2 separate regions of the Homo sapiens genome follow, and region 1 is linked to region 2. Evidence: read pairs that join two places in POLR2A ChIA-PET (ENCODE). Cell type or tissue: HepG2. All regions are shown on one strand. Links, peaks and the distances in the headings refer to the core of each region. The heading gives the core; the rest is flanking DNA.

Region 1 (12,042 bases), core at 1,792-9,791, 73 kb before region 2:
ATTAAGAAAAATGCAGACAAGGGCCCTGTAGGCACAGCTGCCTGCATGGCACCTGGGCTTCAGAGAGCAAGGCCAAGCTGTTGGTGGATGCTTGGCCCTCAAGCTCTGTCCTCAGAGGGAAGCTGCAATGTTCTCACATCTCCGGATGCCCCACTGGGCCTTCCTCTCTCAGGCCTGGTGTCTCTGTCCCCAGGAAAGGTTCTTGAGATGGGCATGGGAGTCGGGACTGCCCGGGGGCCTCCACACCTGGAAGAGGGTTGCCCTAGGCGGAGCTCTGGCCTGGCCAGGCAGGGGCCGTACACTGGCTGGAGGGAGGAGGCCAGGGCGGGCTTCCAGGCCGAGGGTGGTGAGGGTGAGGTGGGGCTGGAGACGGTGAGGTGGGGCTGGAGACAGTGAAGTGAGGCAAGGCGAGGTGGGTCTGGGGGAAGCCACGGCTGGCACTGCTGCTCGCCTGGAGCCACTCTCCAGTCTCAAACCACAAGCAGCAGAGGCGGCTCAGGATTCACACTTCAGTTCTTCACAAACACTGACGAGTTTCTACCTTTTAATCACTTGAGAAAAAATTCTCCAGAGTCCTGATGTGTGGGGTGGGCCGGGTCCACCACCCCAAGTTCCTGGCTCCCACCCAAGGCTGGGGCCCACCTCCTCCCCACCCTGCCTCGCCTCTCCTGGCCTGAAGGGTTTCACTGTCCCTCACCGCAGCCAGCCTGGGCACCCTATGCCCCAGCCCCGCAGGGTCCCGAGAGGGGCGGCAGTCCTGCCCCACCCAGTGGCTCCCACCAGAGAGGGCCGCTCTATGCATGTGACCTTGGCAGGCAGAATAGAGCCGTGGTCAGCGTGCAGGCTTTGGTGGGAACAAGCCTGGCTCAATCCCCTCCTCCTGGCCTGTGGCCCACTCTGAGCCTCAGTTTCCTCACTTGAGCAGTGGGGGTGGGGCAGCTGGCTGCTGGGCTTGCTCTAGTGTCAAGGGAAGGGAGGAACCGCCCAGCTCAGCGTCCGGCCGTGCTTTTCCTTCCTGCCTGCGGGCCTGGCCTCCAGAACAGGCGTCTCCCCGCGGCCCTTGGCACAGACAGAGCCACATTCCCAGTGCCACACCCCTTCCCTCTCTGCACCTTGGCAGCAGCAGTGCCCTCCACCTGGAACGCCACCCTCTCCACCTCCTCTGCCCCGCCCTTGCCCCTTGGCCCCTCATCTAGACCACACTCCCCTGGGCTGGACCCCAATCCGCAGGCCCTGGGCCTTCTCCCACACAGGCTCAGTCCACGGCAGGGCCCCCACTCCTCAGAGAGGCAGCCCCCACCCGGCACCCCCCGACGCTGTGGCATTTTCAGCATGTCTGTTGGCTATCTGCCCCTCCCCTGACACCAGTTCTGTGGGGAGAGATCTCTGCATGTCCGTCCCCCATGTCCTTGGTGCCTGAACAGTGCCCAGTGTGACACTGGCACCAGGTGCCTCCTGCAGCATGAACAGACCTCGTCCACACCCCAGCTGGCTGGAACCCCTACTCTCCGTGGGGCCTAGCTCATGGGCTCATGTGCTGAATTACACCATCTGGCCAGCCCCAGGCACCCCACTTCTTCCATCTCGGGGGACCCCTGGCTGCAGGAGGGGGGCACTCCAGGGGCTCTGCACCCACCAAGCGCAGCCTGGGCCTCCAGGGTGACCTCCCGGCCCCAGCATCCTCATCGATAGGCAAGGGCAGCAGCAGTCACTGAGCAGATCAGCTGTGGCCGGGACACCCCACGCCCACACCAGCCTGGCTGCTGACCCTCCGGGCCCAGGGGGTGTGCTTAGGTAGGAAATCTGCCGGGCACCTTCCTCATCTAGAGGAAGCAGAAGCAGAGGGCTCCCGCCAACCAGACCCTCCTGGGATGCGTGGGACGCCTGGGCCACGGGCACAGTGGGTGTGAAGGTTGGGGGTGCTTCCCTGCCCACAGTCACCTCTTGTGATAGGAGGGCTAGGCTGCTGGACCAAGGGAGGGGCAGGGAGCCCCCAAGGAAATGTCCACTGTGTTCTGAGTGCGCCAGCTCTGTGCCCGCTCCATCGCCAACTGCTCGTTTTGTTCTCCCGATTAGGACCTCGAGGCTGAGTGAGCTGCAACGCTTGGCTACCCAGCCAGCGTGGCTAGTGTCACCCAGAGCCTGGGGCCACCTGGCCCACCCCTACAACACAACCTGAGGGTGCCCTGAAAGCCTTATGGCCCTGGCAGGGCCCCTACCAGGCATTTCCTGCTGAGCCTGGCTCTGGGGTGGGTAAGAAGGAGAGGAGAAACCCCAGGCCCACTCTCAGAAGGAAGCCCACCAACCTTAAGGACAGTGGGGGTGGGCCCTGGCCTCTGTGGAGGGGGCAGGGCTCTGGGTAGGAGGCCAGGGGACACAGGGTGGGCCACGCCATGTGGGGTACAGGGAGGAAGCTACCGCAGGGCCCAGCTCAGCAGGACAGGAAGGCCTGGGGAAGCAGGGGCTCCAGCCCACCCTTGAGGAGTTAGGAGCTGCTTCTGTTTTAAACTGATCCCAAGAGCCCCTGGGGAGGCTGGTTGGGAAGCTCTCCCAGGCCACAGCCCCCTTTTGGGTCCCGCTCAATGCTGCTGGTTCCCTTGAAGAAAGAGTGGTCTGGTGCTCACCCTAGAGAAAACTCGGGCAAAGAAGCAGAGCTCCAGTCCTCAGTTTCCCCAGGAGTAACTGGGGCAGTCCCGGAGCTGCTGGACCCAGGACTTAGTGCTGAGGCTGCACAGAGGGCGGGGTCCACGCATCCGCAGAGACTCGGATGAGGAACAGGAGCAGGCGGTGCCGGGACAGAAGGAGACCCCCAGAGAGTTGCAGTGGAACCCACCAGGCAGCTGAGGAAACCGAGAGCAGGAAACCGAGGCCAGGGAATGGTGGAAGGTAGCCCACCTATTCAGTGGGCTCGGCTGGAGTCATGGTGAGGCTGGTCAGCCGGACCCTGTCTCTCTTGCACAGTGTCACTCCACTCGGCCTGAAGTCTCATGGTATCGGGCACAGGGGAGGCACTCAGGCACAGCACCTACAGGCAAACGCCACACCCTGCACCCGGGATCCAAGCTACTGTCACCCTCTGTCTGGGCTCCCAATCTGTTAGGGAGGCAGCCACCTCTGACTCACATCCTTGTGACATCTGTTCCACCCAGACACGTTGACACATCCGCCAGCGTCCTGGGAGCAATCTTCCACATGAGTTAGCCAAGCATGGGATTACATAGAGTCAGACAGAGCATAGCTTGTGCAAAGGCCCTGGGGTTGCAGGTAAGAGAAGGCACCCACCTTCTGACATGAGAGACAGAGGTGGGTCTTAGTTAGAACTGCCAGTCCAGGCCACATGCCCAGGTGAGGCAGACAGCATCTCAGACCTTCCCTGGGATGAGCTCCTGGGCACCATTCACGCCTGGGCTCCAGTCCCAGCCTTGGTCCCTTAAGCTGGAGACTAGGGGCAAGTCACTTCACTCCCTGAGCCTTGCTCCGTCCTCCCCCTCCACGCTTATTAGCAACAGGACTCTGAGGACCAAACCAGACAGCTCCCAAGCACTCTGCCATAGGCACTTGGCCCAGCACTGGGTCCCTAGGCCCTGGAAGTGGACAGCACCCTGCTTATCCCGGATCCCAGCACCAGGGCGAGATAACAAGGGAACAGAGTGGAGATGCCGAGGCCCTGGGGCTCCTGCTGGGGTGGCATGCAGTAGGGGCGCCAGTCAGAGAAACCCAGCCCCACTGCTCCCACCCAGAGCCAACGGCAGAGGTCAGGAGCCACCACGATGGGCACCCTGTGTAGGCAGCTGTGTAAGCCCTACAGGGTGGGCCTTGGGACCGTATAGCAGTAAGTGGCCTGAGAGCCCTGCGCCGCCTGTCCCTTTCACTCATCACCGTGGTACTTTTCGTACCGTGGCGGTCTTGGCGGCCTCCCTTGGACCGCACAAAACCATGCAGCTCCTGCACACACCTCGGGCTCAGCCCAGGCACTTTACGGCGTTTTATCTGGACAAGCTCCTGGGTCAGGGCAAAGGACGCTGGGGCCCAGGCGTGGCCCCCATCATGGCTCCTCTGTGCACCACTGAGGGTCCTTGGGCCCCTCGCTTACCCAGGAACCCTGTCACCATCTGTCAGCGGGTGCCACAGGCTGGGACCCACCAAGGCTGAGTCAGCACAACAGGGTCCCTTCCCTCTGTCCACTCATTTCAGCACTTGAGGGTTAGGTCTTTCTGCTGCCTTAATGCATTCGCTGTGATCCTTTTTCCCTAACGTTACGTGTGTGTGTGTATATAGATATACATACATACATATATACATATATATATACACACACACACACACATATACATATATATATACACACACCACATACATACACATATATACACATATATACACATATATACAAACATATATATACATATACACATATATACATATATACACATATATATACACACACACACATACATATATATATACACATATATACAAACATATATATACATATACACATATATATACACATACACATATATACACACACATATATACATACACACACACACACACACACACACACACACACACACACATATATTTTTTTGAGACAGAGTCTCACTTTGGTGCCCAGGCTAGAATGCAGTGGCACGATCTTGGCTCATTGCAACCTCTGTCTCCTTGGTTCAAGCACTTCTCCTGCCTCAGCCTCCTATAGCTGGGATTACAGGTCATACCACCACACCCAGCTAATTTGTATTTTTAGTAGAGACAGGGTTTCACTATGTTGGCCAGGCTGGTCTTGAACTCCTGACCTCAGGTGATCTGCCGGCCTCGGCCTCCCAAAGTGCTGGGATTACAAGTGTGAGCCACTGCGCCCGGCCCCTTTTTTTTTGAGATCAGGTCTCTCTGTCACCCAGGCTGGAGTGCAGTGGCACAATCTTTGCTCACTCCAACCTCTGCCTCCCAGTTTCAAGCAATTCTCACGTCTCAGCCTCCCGAGTAGCTGGGATTACAAGCATGCGCCAACATGCCTGGCTTATTTTTGTATTTTTAGTAGAGCCGGGGTTTCACCACGGTGGTCAGGCTGGTCTTGAACTCCTGACCTCAACTAATCCACCCGCCTTGGCCTCCCAAAGTGCTGGGATTACAGGCATGAGCCACCACGCCTGGCTAATATTTTTAAACTGTTTTCTAACATGGGTTTTTTTCCCGGATGTTGTTCGTTTTTACTCTCTGGGTTTATTATTCTATTCCCTTGCCTTCTGCTTCTTGTCATTTTTTATTCCTTAGTAAATTTTAGGTTGGCCTCAGGAGGTTTCCTGTCTAGGCTGGGTCTTGTCCTTGCGCTGGCTTCCTCCTGGGGCCACTCACAGGCCAGCACAGGTGGGCTCAAGGCGACAGGCCAGCCCCTCTGCTGGGGCTGCAGCAGGCATCGGGGTGGGAGAGCAGGCCACAGCCACTCCCAGGCCGGGGTCTCTGGCCGGACAGGGGAAGGGAGATGCAGGCAGGCCCAGGAGCAAGAGGGAGGCAACAGGAAGAGGTGCTGACAGAGAGGCAAAAAGAAGGAAGAAGGAGTGGGCCAGACCCCGGGTTGGGGAACCGAGAGCTGTGTGTTCCTCCTCAGCCTGGGAACCCCAGAGCCTCGGGGCCCGGGCAGGGGACAGGATGACTCATGCCCGCTGGCTCCTGTCCTCACCCTCAGCGTGGCCCAGAGGGGGCCTGGGTGACCTGAACGTTCCCAGGCCCCTCACAACGCTCCACTGTTCAGAGAGGCCCAGTGAGGACAAGGGTCTGGCGGTGGGCCCGGCCTGCCGGGAAAGGAGCCCAGCCCCCAGCCTCTGCCGCAGCCTCTCTGCACCCCTGCAGTCTGGGCCCCGGTCCTCCGCGGTCAAGACAGGCAGGGGTGGAGTCTGGATCAGGGTCTCCTCCTCTCCGCCCCCAACCATGCAACTGTCCAGCCCCCTTCCCAAGGCCAGGCCGCCCACAGCCCAGCTCCTTCCTCCCTCGGAGCCAGCCTGTCACAGCCTTTCTGCTGCAGCCTCAGCAGAGGTGGCTCTCAAAGACAGCTCCGCTCAGCCTCAGGGCTCAAGGCCACCCATGCCCTACCTCGCCGGACACCTCTCAGGCTGTTCCACGAGTTCCTCCAGCCGTTCCCCACCTGCAAACTCCCGCCTGGCCTTCTGCCCCCGGCCAGGTCACCCCAAGACACCCCCAATGCCCTTACTGCTCCCTGGGGATGGCGCTCCAGGCCAGGTCCTTCCTCAGAGGGGTGAATGGCTCTAGTTAGGGTCCCCAACCACCACAGCCCCAGACCCGTGGGAGCCGAGGCCTGAGCTCTCCTGCCTGCCCAGCCTCCCTGCACCCACCCCTGGCACGGGAGCCCGAGACAGCCTCCCCAGAGCCCCCAGGTGAAGTGCCACCTGGCCCGTCATCAGCCCGGGGGGGGGGCGGTCACAGGACAAGCACCTCCACGTACTGCTCGGGTGGCAGTAAGACTCTGGAGTCAGCAGGGCCTGTAAGCAAGCCCGCCGGTGTCTGCCCCTAGGGCCTCCTCCTGGCTGGGAAGCAGCCACGGGGCAGGCTCGGGCAGCTCAGGCAGGGGCAGGCTGCATCAGACAGGGAGGTGGCACAGCCCGGTGGACACTCTGGGGACACAGCCTCAGGAGTGACTTGGGGATGCCCTTTCCCTCCCCAGGGAGGCAGCTCTGGACCATGCCACTGTCTGCCAGAAAAGCCAGCCAAGGAGGAGGGAGACTGAGCCGGGGACAGTCAGTCCCACCAGGGCCAATGCCACCCCAATCTCAGCAGTCTGCTGCTCCCTCCCCTTTCATCCCCTGTAGCCCCTGTGCAGGGGTCACCGACCCCATCCTGGTCACGTCACCTCCTCCACTCCCACCCAGCCTTCTGCAGCCTCGACGAACCCACTTCTGTCTGTGGCAGCCCCCACCCTTTCCCCAGACCCCGCCCGAGCTCCTCATGGTCTTCTTGTGGCCACTGCTTGGAGGGCGTATGTTCGGCAGTGGTCTCCAGACCCCAGAGTAAGCTTGAAAACATAAGCCAGCCCCTGCTGGAAGCCCCACCAGGCCCTCGGGCCCCACCTCTCTAGCCCCTCTCCCTTTTCAAAACCAGGGTGTCTTTCACACAGCCTGAGCCCTCAGCCTGGCCCCTCCTCCTGCTCCCCCTCAAGGAGGCCCCCCCGGGGGGATCCGTGAGGCGCCCCTGGCATCTTTGGTGCTGCCTTTTCCCAGCTTCGTACTGGAAGGGCCAGGACCCTGCCTGCCGCAAGGGTGGCTCTGGGTAGGTCTTCGAGGGGGCCTGGGTCCCAAGTGGGTCCCCCCTGCTTCTCAGGACACCAGCCCTGGAATAGCTGTCCCCTTGATGCCAGCCGGCAGGAACCCTGGCATGGGGCAAGGCCCGCTAGATCCTCTGCAGAGGTGGGGGTTGGGGGTCCTTTCTCAATCTTCTTCCTTCCCCAGCAACTTCCTGCCCCAGAGGCAGGCACAGCCACCCCGACCACAAAACATCACCCTCCTGGTCACATCCTCAAGAAAATGGGAAGGTTGATCTCAGAGAGCCCCTGCCCCAAGTAGCAAACCTTCCTGAAGCCAGCACCCAGGACCCCAGGATGGCTCAGGGCTCAGAGGTGGCCACTGCCCCTCCCTCCACTTTACACACCCAGGGCCCCATCCCACCTCATTAGGCAGCTGCAGCCCAGGGTCTGAAGCTGAGCGAAGTCCAGTCGCGGTGAGGGTCCCGAGGGGAAGGCATTTCAGAGATTCCACCCCCAGGGTCCCGCCTGGGAGCAGCTCCTCCGGTGGGGAGGAAGGAGCCACCTGTGGGGACAGGCAGCCAGCAGGGGTACAGCAGGAACGAAGTCCTGAGGCAGGGCGGGTACGGGTGGCGGGTGGAGGCTGAGGCTGCACCCCTGAGCGCCATTAGTCCTAATCAGCCCGGAGGCCTCGATGACCTGACGCCGGCTTTGGAGTTTCCCAGGCCCCGTGCTGCGTGCAGCTCCTGGGGGGCCACTCCCACACACCCCGCCCCAGCAGCTGGATGGGCACACCCTCACCCTCACGCATCCCATGAGGCTGCACTTCCTGTCCCTGCCCTGCCCAGAGAAGGCGGAGGATGCCCAGGTCACACGGCCTGGCCTGGTGGAGCCACCTGAGCCACCCAGCACCTGTGTTCCTAGAGGTCTCAGCCTGGGAACGCCTGAGGCCACAAGAGGTGATGGCAACGGGAAGTCACTTCCCCCAGCTCGGGGGATGCACCCCCGTCATCTTCCCCTCTGCCCTGGTCAAACTCACTCTGCTGACCACTGATCTGCCTGCCAGGCCAGGCCCCAGCACTATCTGCCCAGCCATCAGCGGACCGCCTCGGGCAGCGCCAGCCACTCACCCCACTGGAAAGGGGCTTCCCTTTCTGGCCTCGAGTAGGAGGAGAGGAAGCAGCTGGGGTCAGGGAGGGGCGTTTCCGAGAGAGGAGATGAGTGCCGAGTTTCCTGGCCTGCCTCCTCTGGCTCTGAGCCTGGTCTCCATGCAGGGCTGTGTACCCCCACCTGCCACTCAGGGCTCCCAGGCCAGCTTTTCTGGATCTTTCCCCATTGCCCTCCTAATGGTGAGAAATCCGGCCTTTTGCTTGGACTTGCCTCAGGTGCCAGCTCTTTGGGACCCAAAGCCCTGGTGGCACAGGTAGGCCAGGCTAACTCCAATCTCAAGCCAACACACGTTTAGGAAGAGCAGCTACAGAGAAAGAAAGCACTTTCGTTCAGGGAGAGGACAGGGGACACCGACTCCGCTCGGCGGCTCTTCCTCACCAGGCTTTGGTCCTCCCTATCTACCGCTGCCAGGGCCACCGAGACCAGGCCCAGAAGCAGCTGGGTCCCTGCTGCCGGGTGGCAGGCAGCGGTGGCTGTCACAGCGCAGCCCGCAGGGGGAAGGGAGGAGGCTGTGATGGAAACCTGAAGAGTTTCGTGGGAGACCAAAGCACAACAGTCTGATATTATCTGATTGGAAACTCCACCAACTGGGCGGCAGCTGCCAGGCTGACTGGCACATTAGGCTCTGATGCTCAGTAGAGTTAAACACAGGTGGGGGGAGTGACAAGCCACCTTCAAAGAGCTTGGCACAGCCCGCCCGTTGCCCGCGCCACTTCCCTGCCCAGGAGTGGGAGGCTGGGAGAGCCGGCACTCCCCTCACCCTTCCTCTGGGACAGGCCCACGTGGGCACCACCAGGGCATGGGCTCTCAGACGCGACCCTGACCTTCCTGAGTTCCCAAGCAGGAGGGGCAGGCGGACAGGTCACCATGGATGGGTCAACATGCATGGTGGCCATAGACCAGGCTGGGGGCTCAGGAAGGCACCCAGCTCAGGGTGGAGTTGGGGGTGGCCAGGGAGGGTACCCTGAGCACCAAGCAGGACAGACACTTATGTCTTCAGCTGAAATTGCTTCTAAGGGAGAGAGTGGCAAGGTGGGCCAGGCAGGTGAGCTGCTACCCATGGGCACCTGCCAGCGGTCCTGCCCTCTGACCTGTGGCCTGTCTGCTCTTGCAGTGCATGCCTAGCCCAGGGCCCAGTACACAGGCACCCAGTGTTGCATGAGTGGGGCCCGGGGCTGGGCAGCAGCCTTCTGAAGGAGGTCCACCACTGCCCCAGAGGCAGAAACCAGGGTGGGTGGTAAAGGCGCACCACTGCCCCAGACTCCCAAGGCTGAGAAAAAGCCAAGGACCGCCCAGCATTCCAGGCTCCCAGAATGACCCCTGATCCCTTCCCACCTTGTCCAGGGGCAGCCAGCAGCAAGGGCCCACCCCTATGCCTAGCTCAGGACAGTGGACAGGGCTGCAGGGCATGGGGACCCAGGACCCTCAAATGCCACAGAAGAGCATCACTAGATTACAACACCCCTGGATCGAGGCTGAAGGAACTCCCCCAAACGGAGCTGCCCATTCACACAGTGTCAAGGGCAGGGAGGCCCTAGCTCGGGCCTGGGGATCTGGCCTCCCATGAGTTAGACCTACTTTCACCCCATTTCACAAGGAGGACGCTGAAGCCCTCAGACGAAGCCTGCTCTGAGCCCAGAACTCAGCTCCCCTCTGGTGCCTGAGAGAAGCTCTGTGCCGCTTCCCTCGGCCCCTGCCTCGCGGCCTCAGCCCCGTGTGCCATGGCACGCACACTGCCTTCTTGAGGCTGTTGCCTGCCAGCCTGGCTGACCCTGGGGTGGGGAGCTGGCCTCCCTCTGCAGGCTTGAGCAGACAGGCACCCTACGCCCCACCCAGCTGCCTGGAGCAGGCTCAGCAGGAGCGCAGTAAACATCTGATTCACAAGGAAGCAGAGGGCACTTCTTGGAATCAGCTCAGCTACAGGGATGGGGGTATGGATACCACGAGGGCGCTCTGCCAACCCCTCAGGGCTCCTCTGATCTCCCCAGGCAACTGCTCCAGGTGGCCGAGCCCACATTCTTCCCAGAGGCCAGCTGACAAAGATGGACCAGATGTGACCGGAATCCATGAAGAAAGGGCCAGTCACCTCAGGGCGTTGGGGCCAGCAGTTCCAGCACGATCTGTGATCGGGGGCCGGGAAACCAAGCAGGGCCTGACCACTCTCATGGCCTTGGAAGTTACAGAGCCTGGGGAGAAGAGAGAAGGTTGGGGGAGGGCACCTTTCTCCCCTCCTGGGAGCCTGCACCACCTCGAACTCCTGTCTGACCCAGGTCTCCACCCGCCCCGAACCTGGGCACGTGCTTCTCTCGCGTCACCCTTGAAGGATGAGTGTAGTCAGGGGCCCGGCACGGAACCCAAATCCAGCAGCGTGGTCCAGAGCCAGGGACTTCTGTCATCCCGTTTTGCAGATCAGGAAACTGAGGGTCAGGAAGTGCAATTCGCCTACAAGGCTCAGGTCTCCTGGCCCGTGGCTGAGGGCCAGTCCCTTGCTCTTGGCACCATCCTGTCTACCCTCCCGTGCACAGGCCAAGGGGTGGTGAGGAGGGTCCAGTGCCCCAGGGAAGGGGGCCAGCCAGTGAGCCTGAAATGCTCCCTACCACCCCCTCTGGGACTTAGGCAGCCCACACGTGGGACTGTCTCCAGCCCCTCGGTGTCCAGACAGGGCCACCAGAAGAATGCAGAGGCCTTCTGGGGAGGAGCCGCCTATCCTGGAGGAAGGATTCCAGGGTCTGCACGGCCCCTTCTCCTTGCCTCCCAGGCCCCTCCATACCCTCACCACACCTGGCATGCAAAGGCCACTCCCGTCAAACTGGTCTCCCACCCTCCCTACCGCCCGCCTTTGGCTTAGTCTGTCTGTACCTGCATGGCTGCCCGCCCGGCTCAGATCCCTCCTCCTGACGGCCCACCCTGTATTCATTGGCCCGAGGGGTGGGAGCCGCTCCACTGCGTCTGGGGTAGGACAGCTCTCACCTTGTGGCAAATTCCCCGTCTTTTCCCCGCCAGCCTGCCCTTCTCCTCACCCACCCAGGCTGCACAGTGATGGCCAAGCCACCCGGTTATTAAAGAACTATATACTCTGCCAGGCGTGGGGGCTCACGCCTGTAATCCCAGCACTTTGGGAGGTGGGCAGATCATGAGGTCAAGAGAGGACAGAGAGTGAGGAGGGCAGAGCCTGCCACACATAGTCACTGACCTGGGGTGTCCCCACAAGGGAGCTTTTGAGGACAGAACGCAGGAAGACCCAGGGGCTGCCCAACACTGGCCACTCCTGATGGACTCAGGCCTTAGTCCAATGTGGGCAGGAACCTGGGAGCCTTGGCCTTTACCCAGGCCTCTCCAGGCCAGTCCCTGCCCCCACCCAAAACAGGACATACAGCGGCCCTGAGGACCAGGGAGAGCACCCTCAGCGACCCACTGTCACTGAATACCAAGCACATGTCACCACCACCACCATCCCCCCTACGGACACTCATAGCCACCCACCAGGTACAAAGTGCTTCACAGCCCTCAGGTCATGGATGAGAAAACGGAGGGGTGGCAGGGGGAAGCCTCCTGGCCATGATCACACAGCTGGAAACTGGTGGCATCTGAGTTCACACCCAAGATCCTGGCTGAGT
Region 2 (12,042 bases), core at 2,596-10,595:
CACTTGAACCCAGGAGTTGGAGGTTGCAGTGAGCCAAAATGGTGCCACTGCACTCCAGCCTGGGTGACAGAGCAAGACTCCATCTGTCTCTCTCTGTGTGTGTGTATATATATGTGTGTGTGTATATATATGTGTGTGTATATATATACACACGTAACTTTTCAGATTCCATAATTTCCATTTGGTTCCTTTAAAATAATTTCTATATTCATTTGATGCAGCCTTATTATATCATTGTTTTCTTTCTACTACCCACTAGTATTCCAGCTATGATGTTGCTCCTCAGGGTGTGTAGCTTTGCGTATGCCCACAGTCACCCTGGGATGACAGTCATTTTGGTAGAGTTCTCTTCCTCTTTCCCTGACCACATTCATTAAACCACTAATTGCCAATTCTATTGTTTTCAACAATGCCCTGGGGCACCATGCTCTACAAACAAATCCAATCAAATTCTGACTCCTTTGAAGAGAGAGTTTCTGGGAACACTGTGTGATATTCCTTCTGACCCCTGGATGCCTTCTCCCAGCTCTTTTCTTCAGTTACCTCCTGCAAACTATCTGGCCTGTAGCTGAGCCTGCATCTTGTCTCTCTTCCCAGGGTTTCATGGCCTCCACTGTTTCTGAGTGCCTTCAGGCTTGAACCTCTTCATTCTTTGTTGCAAACAAAGTCAGTTTCTTTGGGAAGAGATTAGGAGCTATCTGTTTTACTGCCTGTTTCTCTACCCAGGCAAAATCTCTGAGCAGGGCTCAGAGCTGAGGGTGCAGAAAACAGTAAGCTTCTCAATACAACTGTTCACTGTTAAAGTTTCCTTTCTAACTATTGTTATTGTTTCATTTCATGACTATTACAGGTTGAGTATGCCTAACCCGAAAGGTTCCAAAATTCAAATCCTTTTGAGTGTTAAGATGATGCTCCAAGGAAATGCTCATTGGAGCATTTTGGATTTCAGATTTTTGGATTAGAAATGCTCAATTGGTAAGCATGATGTAAATACTCCAAATCCAAAAAAGTCTGAAACTGGACACACTTCTGGTACTGAGGATGCCAGATAAGGGATAAGGGATACTCACCCTGTGCTACTGTGTGAGTCAAAAATGTGAGGCTCCCCTATGGCGGCCCCACCCTCCCCCACAGGGAAGTGATGTCATCAGGAACCCCAGGGGCTCCCATCAAGTCAGGGACCCTGGAGCTGGATGTCCTATAAGCACCCTGGGATGCTGGAAGGATGAGTGGTTTCCAGGGAAATAGAGGAAGATCCTTCCTGGCAAGGGCATGGCCAGGACAATGGCTGGGAGCCTGAGGGCCAAAGCTAGCAGGTGCAGGTCAGGGGCCAGAGCGGGCAGAGCTGTGAAGCCGCAGGCAGGGTTGCCATGGAGGTGATGGGAGTGCCCAGAACTGGGCATGTGCGGTGGGCGTCTGAGGGTCTCTAGGTCCCAGCATGATGCTTAGTGTGTCGGGGCACCCAGAGTTCCCCATCACCACTCAGGGCTGTGCAGTTCCCCTCAGCAACAGGCATGGTTCAGCACAGTGTTAAAGGCTGTCCATGGGGAGAGCAGGGCAGGTACTGGGGGCCTGGGCAGGCAGCTTCCCCATAGGGCGAGGCCCGGGCCTGGGCCTTTCCCCAGCCACCACCGCAGCCAGAAGAGGCAGCGGCTGGAGTCCCGGGGGCCTGCACTGGGGTTTCAAGGACACTACTGTTGCCGTGGTCATGGCCTGACCTGCTTCACTCTCTGCCCTATCATCCCACGAACAAAGGAACGTTCTCTTCCTCACACCTGGAAAAAAAAACAAGTGAGGAAAGTTCGTCGTGCTGCACCTCCCCTGGTTGGTGACCCTTTTCCAGCTTTCGTGCAATCTCCAGAGTTCTAGGACCTGCTGTCCCCACCTCATTCTCCTGCAAACCGGTGCCTGGGTGGGGGTGCCCTGGGCCTTGTCTCCCCTGACCTGCCTCGAAGCCTCCTCACCCTCCTCTGCCTTCCTGGTTCCACAGCTCGGGCCCCCATCCCATCTACTCACCCCTGCAGGGCCCTCACACAGGCTCTGTCCATGAACAGCAGTCCCCAGTTCCAGACCTCTCACCTGGGTGGCCGGTGGACATCCCAGACTCACCATCCAGAACTGGTCTCCAGTCCCACCTCCAGGCACACAGCGCAGGTCTTCACCTCTTTCTCCTACCTGCATCCTGTCCACCAGGAAATCCTGTGGCCTCATCGTCCGAATACCTCCAGAAGCTGGCTCTCCCTACCCTCTCCCCAACCAGGCCCTGCCCTATTCACCTTCACTCAGAGTGAAGTCATACTCTGATAGGGCACACAGAGACAGGCTGAACATGAGGCTGGGAGAAGTGGGAGCTACTGAGTGTTCTAGGTAGTAAGAAGTAACCAGGATGCAGCTCCTTGGGAGCTTTCTGTCTCCTGCTGCCTGCTCTGCCTGGCACACAGAGGATGGTGGGGGCACCAGGATGGGTGAGCCGTTGCCTGGAGAGACCTGGGACCTGCTCCGGGGTGGTGCCCTGGCTCCCCATGGCGGACACATCACCTACACGCCCTCTCCCGCTATCCCCCCACTCCCCCAGCAGAAAGAAGCAGCCGAGGTCTCCTGCTGTACTAATGTATTCCATCTTTCAAAAAGAAAGACATGATTTTAATATTACTTAACAATATGTTAAAAAAGTAGCCAGGCAGGCCTCCGTGTTAATACAGTCGTACACTCTATAACAGACTTGATGGTGTGAGTACTGGGTGGGCTTGTTTTTAACTTTCTCGTTCTGCAAGGGATCTTACACAAGCTGGCTACAAGTCAGGGGGATCAAACACAAACAGCGCAACGTGTACACTCGGAGACAGTAGATTGTGGAGAACAAAGGAGGCCTGCCCCGCCCAGCCCGCCTAGGGTGAGACGCAGGGGCACAGGAGAGCTGAGTGACGGCCGATACCCCGGTGAGGACACATGACAGGACAGGGCGCAATGCAGAGGCAACGGAGCCACGTGGATGATGCAAACTCCTATCTGGCCACGGCCCAGGCCTCCGAGGCCGCGGTGGTGGGAGGACTTGGCGGGAACTACTGTTCCAATCCGACAGCACAGAGCTACAATCGAAGGAGTCTCACGCACAGACTACACGCACACGAGCTAACGGCGTGGGCCGAGCATCAACTTCTCGGTCTGGGGTTTCAGGCAGCACCAGCTCCGCACAGCCCTTGGCAAGCACCACGGCTCTGGGGCGCCAGCGAGGGGCGTGGCTCTTGGGGTGGTGCAGCCTGGCCTGCCTCTCGCGTGTCCCTCTCCAGGGAGTCCTCATTCAGTGGGCAGCAAAGGTGGCTTTTTTCAAGCTAAAATTGGACCAGTTGATAGACAGTCTTTGTCGGGTCTGTCTAGCAGAATCCAAGCAGAACCTGCAAAGACAAAAAGCCAAACAGTCACTGAAGGAAACAGCCCACAACCAAGCTGGTGCTTGGCAAAGCCCATCACACTCCTGTTCTTGCCAGAAACTCACTGCGGGGTCAGGGGTTTAGATTCTCGGTGAGGGGCACAGTGTCAAGGGTCCCCTCCAGGCCCTGCTACAGGCTGCACTTGAGAAGGGGAAAGGACTCGGGAGGAGGAATGGGTGGGCGGAAGGAGTCCTGAGAAAGAAAAGAAACGTTTAATCTGAGAGCTGTGAGCGCCCTTAAATTATCAGGCCCAGGCAGGGTGTGGTGGCTCATACCTGTAATCCCAGCACTTTGGGAGGCTGAGGAGGGCAAATCACTTCAACTTAGGAGTTCGAGACCAGCCTGGGCAACATGGTGAAATCCTTTTTTTTTTGAGACAGGGTCTCACTCTCTTGCCCAGGCTGGAGTTCAGTGGCAGTTTCGGCTCACTGCAACCTCCACCTCCAAGGTTCAAGCAATTCTCTGCCTCAGCCTCCCAAGTAGCTAGGACTACAGGCATGTACCACCACACCGGTTTTTTTTTTTTTTTTTTTTTTTTTTTTGAGAAGGAGTTTCGCTCTTGTCATCCAGGCTAGAGTGCAATGGCACAATCTCAGCTCACTGAAGCCTCCGCCTCCCACGTTGAAGTGATTCTCCTGCCTCAGCCTCCCAAGTAGCTGGGATTACAGGTGCCCACCACCACGTCCAGCTGATTTTTGTATTTTTAGTAGAAAGAGGGTTTCACCATGTTGACCAGGCTGATCTGTACTCCTGACCTAAAGTGATCCGCCTGCCTCGGCCTCCCAAAGTGCTGGGATTACAGGCGTGAGCCACTGTGCCTGGCCACACCTAGCTAATTTTTAATTTTTTTCAAATGGAGTCTCTGTCACCCAGGCTGGAGTGCAGTGGCACGATCTTGGCTCACTGCAACCTCTGCCTCCCAGGTTCAAGCGATTCTCCTGCCTCAGCTTCCCAAATAGTTAGGACTACAGGTGCATACCACAACACCCAGCTAATTTTTGTATTTTTTGTAGCTTCTTCCCTGGCCAAGAAGCTTTTTTTTTTTTCTTGACACGGAGTCTTGCTCTGTCGCCCAGGCTGGAGTGCAGTGGCGTGATCTCGGTTCACTGCAACCTTCGCCTCCCAGGTTCATGCCATTCTCCTGCCTCAGCCTCCCAAGTAGCTGGGACTACAGGCACCTATCACCACGCCCAGCTAATTTCTTCTATTTTTAGTAGAGATGGGGTTTCACCATGTTAGCCAGGATGCTCTCAATATCCTGACCTTGTGATCTGCCCTCCTCGGCCTCGCAAAATGCTGGGATTACAGTCGTGAGCCACCGCGCCCGGCCTCCAAGAAGCTTTTATAGAAAGCAGAGGCCTCGAAAAAATTGTATACACATATATCCTAAATATCAGCTTCTAATTAAGTCAACTTTCAACTCTAAAGCTGTTTAAAAGGATTCCTGTGTCAGGTCTTAGCCAGGCAAATAGTCAACATTCTTGTTTCTTGGTTTTTCCTTCCTGAAACTGACACCAAAGAGGAGATCTGAAGCTGGCCATGGTGGCTCATGCCTGTTTTCCTACTACTTTGGGAGGCTGAGGTTGGAGAATCACTTGAACCCAGGCGTTTGAGACCAGCCCGTGCAACACAGTGAGACTCCATCTTTACAAAAAGTAAAAAGTTAGCCAGGAGTGGCAGTACACATATGTGCCTATAGTCCCAGCTGCTCGGGGCTGAGGTGGGAGGATCCTTGAGCCTGGGAGGTCAAGGCTGCAGTGAGCTGTGATGGTGCCCCCGCACTCCAGCCTGGGTGACAAAGGTGAGACCCGTCTCAAAAATAATAAAGCCTTGCTGTGGTGGCTCATGCCTATAATCCCAGCACTTTGGGAGGCTGAGGTGCGTGGATCACTTGAGCTTACAAGTTCAAGGCCAGCCTGGGCAACATGGTAAAACCTCATCTCTACAAAAAAACACAAAAATTAGCCAGGTGTGGTGGCGCACACCTGTGGTCCTAGCTACTCGGGAGGCTGTGGTGGGAGCATGGCTTCAGCCTGGTGGGCAGAGGCTGAGCGAGCCTGTTGCCGGTGGCAGGTACCTGAGTTGCCGGTGGCGAATCCGTATGTGTCTGCAGCAGCCTCAATTATTGCCTCCTCAGACGAAAGAATCTGACCAAAGGCCATAAGGCAGAAGAAGAGACTGAGGCAAGTTTTAGAACAGGAGTGGAAGTTCATTACAAAGCTCTAGAGCAGAAACAAAAGGAAGGAAAGTGCACTTGGAAGAGGCCAAGTGGGCAACTCGAGAGGCAAGTGCCCCATCCGGCCTCTGATGTAGGGTTCTAGGTGTTGGCATACTTCAGGGCCTCGCGTCCCTTCTCCCAATTCCTCCCTTGGGGTGGGCTGCCTGCACACACACTGGCCTGCTAGCACTTGGGAGGGAGCATGCGTAGTGTGTTTACTGGAGCATGCGCATGCTCACCTGAGGCGATCTTCCCTTCCCGGTGTAAAGTACCTGGAAGGTCACACACCAGTTAAACTCCACCATTCTGTGCCTTAGTGCACATGCTTGAGCCCACTTGCCCAATTCCTGAGATCTTATCGGGAAGCTGCTGATCACCAGCTTCAGTTTCCCTGGTGCTGGCTATGACCAATTATTATTTTAGAGAGGCAGTGTGACAACTGCCTAACCATCACCTGATGGTCACCTGACATCCCTGGTGGATGGAGGAGGCCCTCCCCTGCCCTGCTCACACCTGACTAGCTACCCACTGTAACAAACTGAGAATGCGCCACTGCACTACGGCCTGGACGGACAGAACCAGACTTTGTGCTCCCACCAAAAAAAAAAAAAAAAAAAAAAAAAAGTTTTGGAGGTGGAACATATTTGCTTATTAGAGGTCTAGGGTAACCACTATTTAAAGCTGTTTGTCTTTGAATGTTTTAATAAACTGTTTACTTTCTGAGTATATGGTTTCATTTAGCTTAGGAGAAGGCTAAACAAAACAACAAAAAACCCCTATCATATTCTAAATATAAACCAGAAATTTATAATCATTCAAGGGCATACCTGCACAAACGACTCAAAGCCAACACACACAGACATGCATGAGACCAAAATTAAGAATCCCTTTATGGCTTTAACCAAGGTCTCTGAAGAGGGAACAAAATTTCAGCCCCAGGCCCCTCTCAAGAACAGCTTAAAGAAAGTCTTGCTAGCTGCGAATAGGGTGCAAGCCACATCTGTCAGGCCATATTTTCTAAGGTCTCAGCTTCTCAGCTGACAGTCTATGCACAAATGCCAGGTGGAAGATTTAAAGAGACAGGAAAATAGAAAAACGAAACTGCCCATGGGACTAGTGCCAAAAATGAGGGAAGGTAAACCTGTGGGGTTGGGCTGGGGAGGTAGTTCATGCTTGTAATCCTAGTACTTTGGAAGACTGAGGTGGAAAGATACTCAGAGGCCAGCCTGGGCAACATAAAGAGATGCCTTCTCTACCAAAAAAAAAAAAAAAAAAAAAAAAATTGGGCCGGGTGTGGCAGCTCACGCCTGTAATCCCAGCACTTTGGGAGGCCGAGGTAAGGTGGGCAGATCACCCGAGGTCGGGAGTTCGAGACCAGCCTGACCAACATGGAGAAACCCTGCCTCTACTAAAAATACAAAATTAGCCAGGCGTGGTGACGCATGCCTGTAATCCCAGCTACCCAGGATGCTGAGGCAGGAGCATCGCTTGAACCCGGCAGGCGGAGGTTGCGGTGAGCCAAGATCGTGCCTGGGCAACTAGAGCAAAACTCCATCTCAAAAAAAAAATAAATAAAATAATTTTTTTTTTTTTAATTAGCTAGGCATGGTGGCGCATCTGTAGTCCCAGCAATGAACTGTGATCAAGCCACTTCACTTCGGCCTGAACTGAGACTTCATTTTTAGAAAGTCTTTTGGGGTTTAAAGTCTGCTCACAGATTCCTCTGCCCCACTGGCACCATCTGTGGGCTGCGGAGTAGCTGTCTTCAGTAAAAAAGGATTTATGTCCTACCTTTAGGCAAACAAAGGAGAGGTAGAGAGAGCCCCTGCACTCTGTCTTCAGCTCAACAATACCCAGTATTTGAGAGAGCAATATTTTAGTTTCCTTTAGTAGAAAAGATGACAAATGGGTATCCCAAATGGTCAAGAGTCATAAATAATTTCAAGTAAATTCAAATTAATTCCTATTAGTGGTTATCCTAAGCTAAAGGTATCCATTGAGGAAAGAAATCTGTAGTGGCTCTAAGGAACTGTAACTTTGTTTCAAATCCAGTCTCAGCGGGAATGCTGCTAATTCCCTGGATGACAGAGTGAGAGACTGTGTCTCAAAAAATAATAAATAAATAAGTAAGTAAGATTTACATCCTTAAGTGACTGAGAGCACTCTCTAAAACAAACTTCCAAATCTCTTGAGGGCCAGGGAGAGAACTCACCTTCATGCACCAGTTTAAAACTAACAGCAATTGGTCACAATTTTTTTTTTTTTGAGACGGAGTCTTGCTGTTGCCAGGCTGGAGTGCAGTGACGCGATCTCGGCTCATTGCAACCTCCGCCTCCGGGGTTCAAGCGATTCTCCTGCCTCAGCCTCCAGAGTAGCTAGGACTACAGGCGAGCACCACCACGCCCAGCTAATTTTTGTACTTTTAGTAGAAACGGGGTTTCACCATGTTGGCCAGAATGGTCTCTATCTCTTGACCTCGTGATCCGCCCGCTTTGGCCTCCCAAAGTAGTGGGATTACAGGCAGGAGCCACTGCGCCCGGCTGGTCACAATTTTTTTTTTTTTTTTTTTTGGGACGGAGTTTTGCTCTTGTTGCCCAGGCTGGAGTGTAATGGCACGATCTGGGCTCACTACAACCTCCTCTTCCTGGGTTCAAGAGATTCTCCTGCCTCAGACTCCAGAGTAGCTGGGACTACAGATGTGCACCACCACACCCGGCTTTTTTTTTTTTTTTTTTTTTTTTTGGTATTTTTAGTAAAGGTGGGGTTTCACCATGTCGGCCAGGATGGTCTCAAACCCCTGACCCTCAAGTGATCCACCCGCCTCGGCTTCCCAAAGTATTGGGATTACAGGCATGAGCCACTGTACCTGGCCTTGGTCACAAATTTAAGGAGGAAAAAAGGTCTGAATTACAAACAGTAGGAAGCAGCAATTTTAAAAGCATGCTGTGTAATTTAGGCCAAAAAAAAAGAAGCCACAGGAGGAACGGAGCCAAACTGCCAGTACCGGGACCCGGATCCCATGCTGTGAAGCAAGGCCAGAGAAGGCAGTTTCCCTTTTTTTTCCCTGAAACCCAAATCTCTTGCCTCTTTAGAAAGGGAAGGGGGTTAGAAAGAACAACTCAAGTTTTTAAGAAAAAAAGAACAAATTAGGAGAGGAGGTGATTACAAAAGTTGTTTATCAGGGCCAGGCTTGGTGGCTCACGCCTCTAATCCCAACGTTTGGAAGGCCGAGGCAGATAGATCACTTGAATCCAGGAGTTTGAGACCACCCTGGACAACATAATGAGAACTGTCTCTACTAAACATTTTAAAAATTAGCTGAGGCTGGGCGTGGTGGCTCACGCCTGTAATCCCAGTACTTTGGGAGGCTGAGATGGGCGGATCACGAGGTCGGGAGATCGAGACCATCCTGGCTAACACGGTGAAACCCCGTCTCTACTAAAAATACAAAAAAAATTGCCAGGCGTGGTGGCGGGCGCCTGTAGTCGCAGCTACTCAGGAGCCTGAGGCAGGAGAATGGCGTGAACTTGGGAGGCGGAGCTTGCAGTGAGCCGAAATCGCGCCACTGCACTCCAGCCTGGGCGCCAGAGCGAGACTCCATCTCAAAAAATAATAATAATAAAATAAAAATAAAAATAAAAATTAGCTGAGATTGGTGGCCCACGCCTGTAGTCCCAGCTAGTCAGGAGGCTGAGGTGGGAGGATCAAGTGAGCCTGGGAGGTCAAGGGTCCAGTGAGCCAAGATCATACCACTGCACTCCGGCCTGGGTGACAGAGCAAGACTATTGCCTTAAAAAAAAAAAAAAAGTTGTCAAGAATTCTCATTGCTTTACAGAAATTATATTGATAGTGATTGGCTATAAACTGTTGAACTACAGGATATGAGTTATCCCTATGACAACATTAAGAGGTTAATTTACAGCTACTTTGGCCACACTCTATCTAGAGTCTATACAATACAGCAGGTGGATTACTCAGCTTGAGGTGGGGGAAGGGGTAGGATGTACCCGCTCTCACATTTCACTGCCTCTCTGGTGTGATTACTTTTTTTTTTTTTTTTTTTTTTTTTTGGAGACAGGGTCTTACTCTGTTGCCCAGGCTGGAGTGCAGTGGTACGATCACAGCTCACTGCAACCTCGACCTCCTGGGCTCAAGCGACCCTCCCCAACCTGAGCTTCCCAGGTAGCTGGAACTACTACAGTAGTGTGCCACCATGCCCAGCTGATTTTACTTTTTGTAGAGATGACGTCTTGCTGTGTTGCCCAGGCAAGCACCATATATATGTGTGTGTATATACATACATATATATATAGTTTTTAATTTAATTAAAAAATAGAGACAGGGCCAGGTGTGGTGGCTCACGCCTGTAATCCCAGCACTTTGGGAGGCGGAGGTAGGTGGATTACCTGAGCTCAGGAGTTAGAGGCCAGCCTGGCCAACATGGTGAAACTCTGTCTCTACTAAAAACACAAAAAAATTAGCTGGGCATGGTGGTGGGTGCCTGTAATAGAGGCTACTCAGGAAGCTGAGGCAGGAGAATCACTTGAATCTGGAAGGCGGAGGTTGCAGTGAGCCGAGATTGCACCAATTGCACTCCAGTCTGGGTGACAAGAGCAAAACTCCATCTCAAAAAGTTAAAAAATTCATAATAAAAAAACCTTCTCAGTTGACTGAATTCCTCTCTTCCGTAACCCTTGATAACGATATGCACTTTCTCAGCCCGCTTTTCTGTTTGTTGACATGATTTCTGCCAATAATGTAAAGCTTCATTGACTGGAAAGCTTAAATTCTTTATCCTCTGTTTGGTTTTTGAGACAGGGTCTCACTCTATCTCCCAAGCTGGAGTGCAGCGGCACAATCGCAGCTCACACCTCAAACTCCTGGGCTCAAGTGATCCTCCACCTCAGCCTCCCAAAGAGCTGGGATTACAAGGTGTGAACGCTGTGCCTGGCTTATTTCAGATAAACAAAATATTAATAATTGCTTATTTCTTAAGTTTTCACTATAATTTAAGGTTACTAAAAGCTAAAATTCTGACTAACATGGTAACTCAAAGTAGAGATAAGCAGGAAAACAGTTCTACATATAAAATACATAAGAAAAAGTAAGATGTGTTTTGGTAAGGAAGGTTATAAGAAAAACATGAGGATGTGGTTTTGTCAAAGGAAAAAGTGATTTTGACTAGTTTAGAGGTTATTTAAAAGTGGTCTTAAGTTGAAAAACAGATGGAAAAGAAAATAAATGAATATAGAAAGTTGGGAAAAGGAAGTGAATGGGAAAATTCTAAGAGGTTATAAAAGATTTATGGAAATCCTGTGTGGTCAAAGCTGATTGAAATTAGATGGATCTGTTTAAAAGATTTTACTACAATTAATAGTAATACACTGATGCAACTGGTTTTCTCTTTTCAATAAGATTTCATGTAGTATTAATAAGAGATAATAAAATACTTTGTCAATTATCTTTTGAGTAAGCTGAAAAAAAAAAAAAAGACATTCTGTTGGCCTCATGCCATTTTCATTATGTCTTCTGACTGTTGAGAAAACTGAGTCTCAGGCAGCGGGTGGTGGAGCACGCCTGTGGTCCCAGCTACCCAGGAGGCTGAGGTGGAAAGATCACCTGGGCCTGGTGGTCAAGGCTGCAGTGAGCCGTGATTGCACCACTGCCTGGACAATGGAGTGAGACCCTGTCTCAAAAAAACAAAACAAAACAAACAAACAAAAAACCCAGAAACCCCAACCCTCCAAAACCAGAGTCTCCTATCAAAACATAAAGGTTTTTGCTTTTTGAAACCTTTGAATTATTAGTTTGGTTAAATGAATAACTTCTTTTGTGATGATCTTATTTTGATATCAAGTGTTTTAAACCTTTGATATCTGACATACTTCCTAAAATCAAATTTTAAATTCTAAATTAGTCTTTTTTACTTCAAACTTTTTTTTTTTTTGAGACGGAGTCTTGCTCTGTTGCCCAGGCTGGAGTGCAGTGGCACGATCTCAACTCACTGCAACCTCCGCCTCCTGGGTTCAAGCAAATCTCTGCCTCAGCCTCCCGAGCAGCTGGGATTACAGGCACCCACCACCACATCTTGCTAATTTTTGTATTTTCAGTAGAGAGGGGGTTTCAACATCTTTGGCCAGAATGGTCTTGAACTCCTGACCTCATGATCCACCCGCCTTGGCCTCCCAAAGTGGGATTACAGGCATGAGCCACCGTGCCTGGCCTAAAGGATACTGTTTTTTGGTTTGAGACAGAGTCTCGCTCTGTTGCCCAGGCTGGAGTGCAGTGGCGTGATGTTGGCTCACTGCAACTTCCGCCTCCTGGATTCACGCCATTCTCCTGCCTCAGCCTCCTGACTAGCTGGGACTACAGGCACCTGCCACCACACCCGGC

Evidence for each region. Peaks named below come from ENCODE experiments on the same cell type or tissue, not always from the same donor. Only the 100,000 strongest peaks of a DNase experiment are listed, where the experiment ranks them.
Region 1: POLR2A ChIA-PET joins it to region 2 with 10 read pairs; 2 of 35 experiments call an interaction of 5 or more read pairs at or near these places.

The regions. Positions count from the first base shown.
Region 1 is chr4:2,794,943-2,806,984 of GRCh38, reverse strand. The region is part of intron 1 of SH3BP2 (SH3 domain binding protein 2); the gene reads right to left. Among named protein-coding and RNA genes, the nearest start is that of SH3BP2, 7.9 kb to the right of the region's middle. RefSeq lists enhancers at 5,686-5,735, 8,140-8,479. In HepG2, for the core only: no CTCF peak of the experiment used is centred there; a DNase peak (open chromatin) is centred at 5,784; H3K4me3 peaks cover 1,267 bases.
Region 2 is chr4:2,723,128-2,735,169 of GRCh38, reverse strand. It overlaps FAM193A (family with sequence similarity 193 member A), which reads right to left. Exons shown (of 21, transcript NM_001366318.2): 21 at 2,597-3,395. The coding sequence ends at 3,302. Among named protein-coding and RNA genes, the nearest start is that of TNIP2, 27 kb to the left of the region's middle. In HepG2, for the core only: no CTCF peak of the experiment used is centred there; no DNase peak of the experiment used is centred there.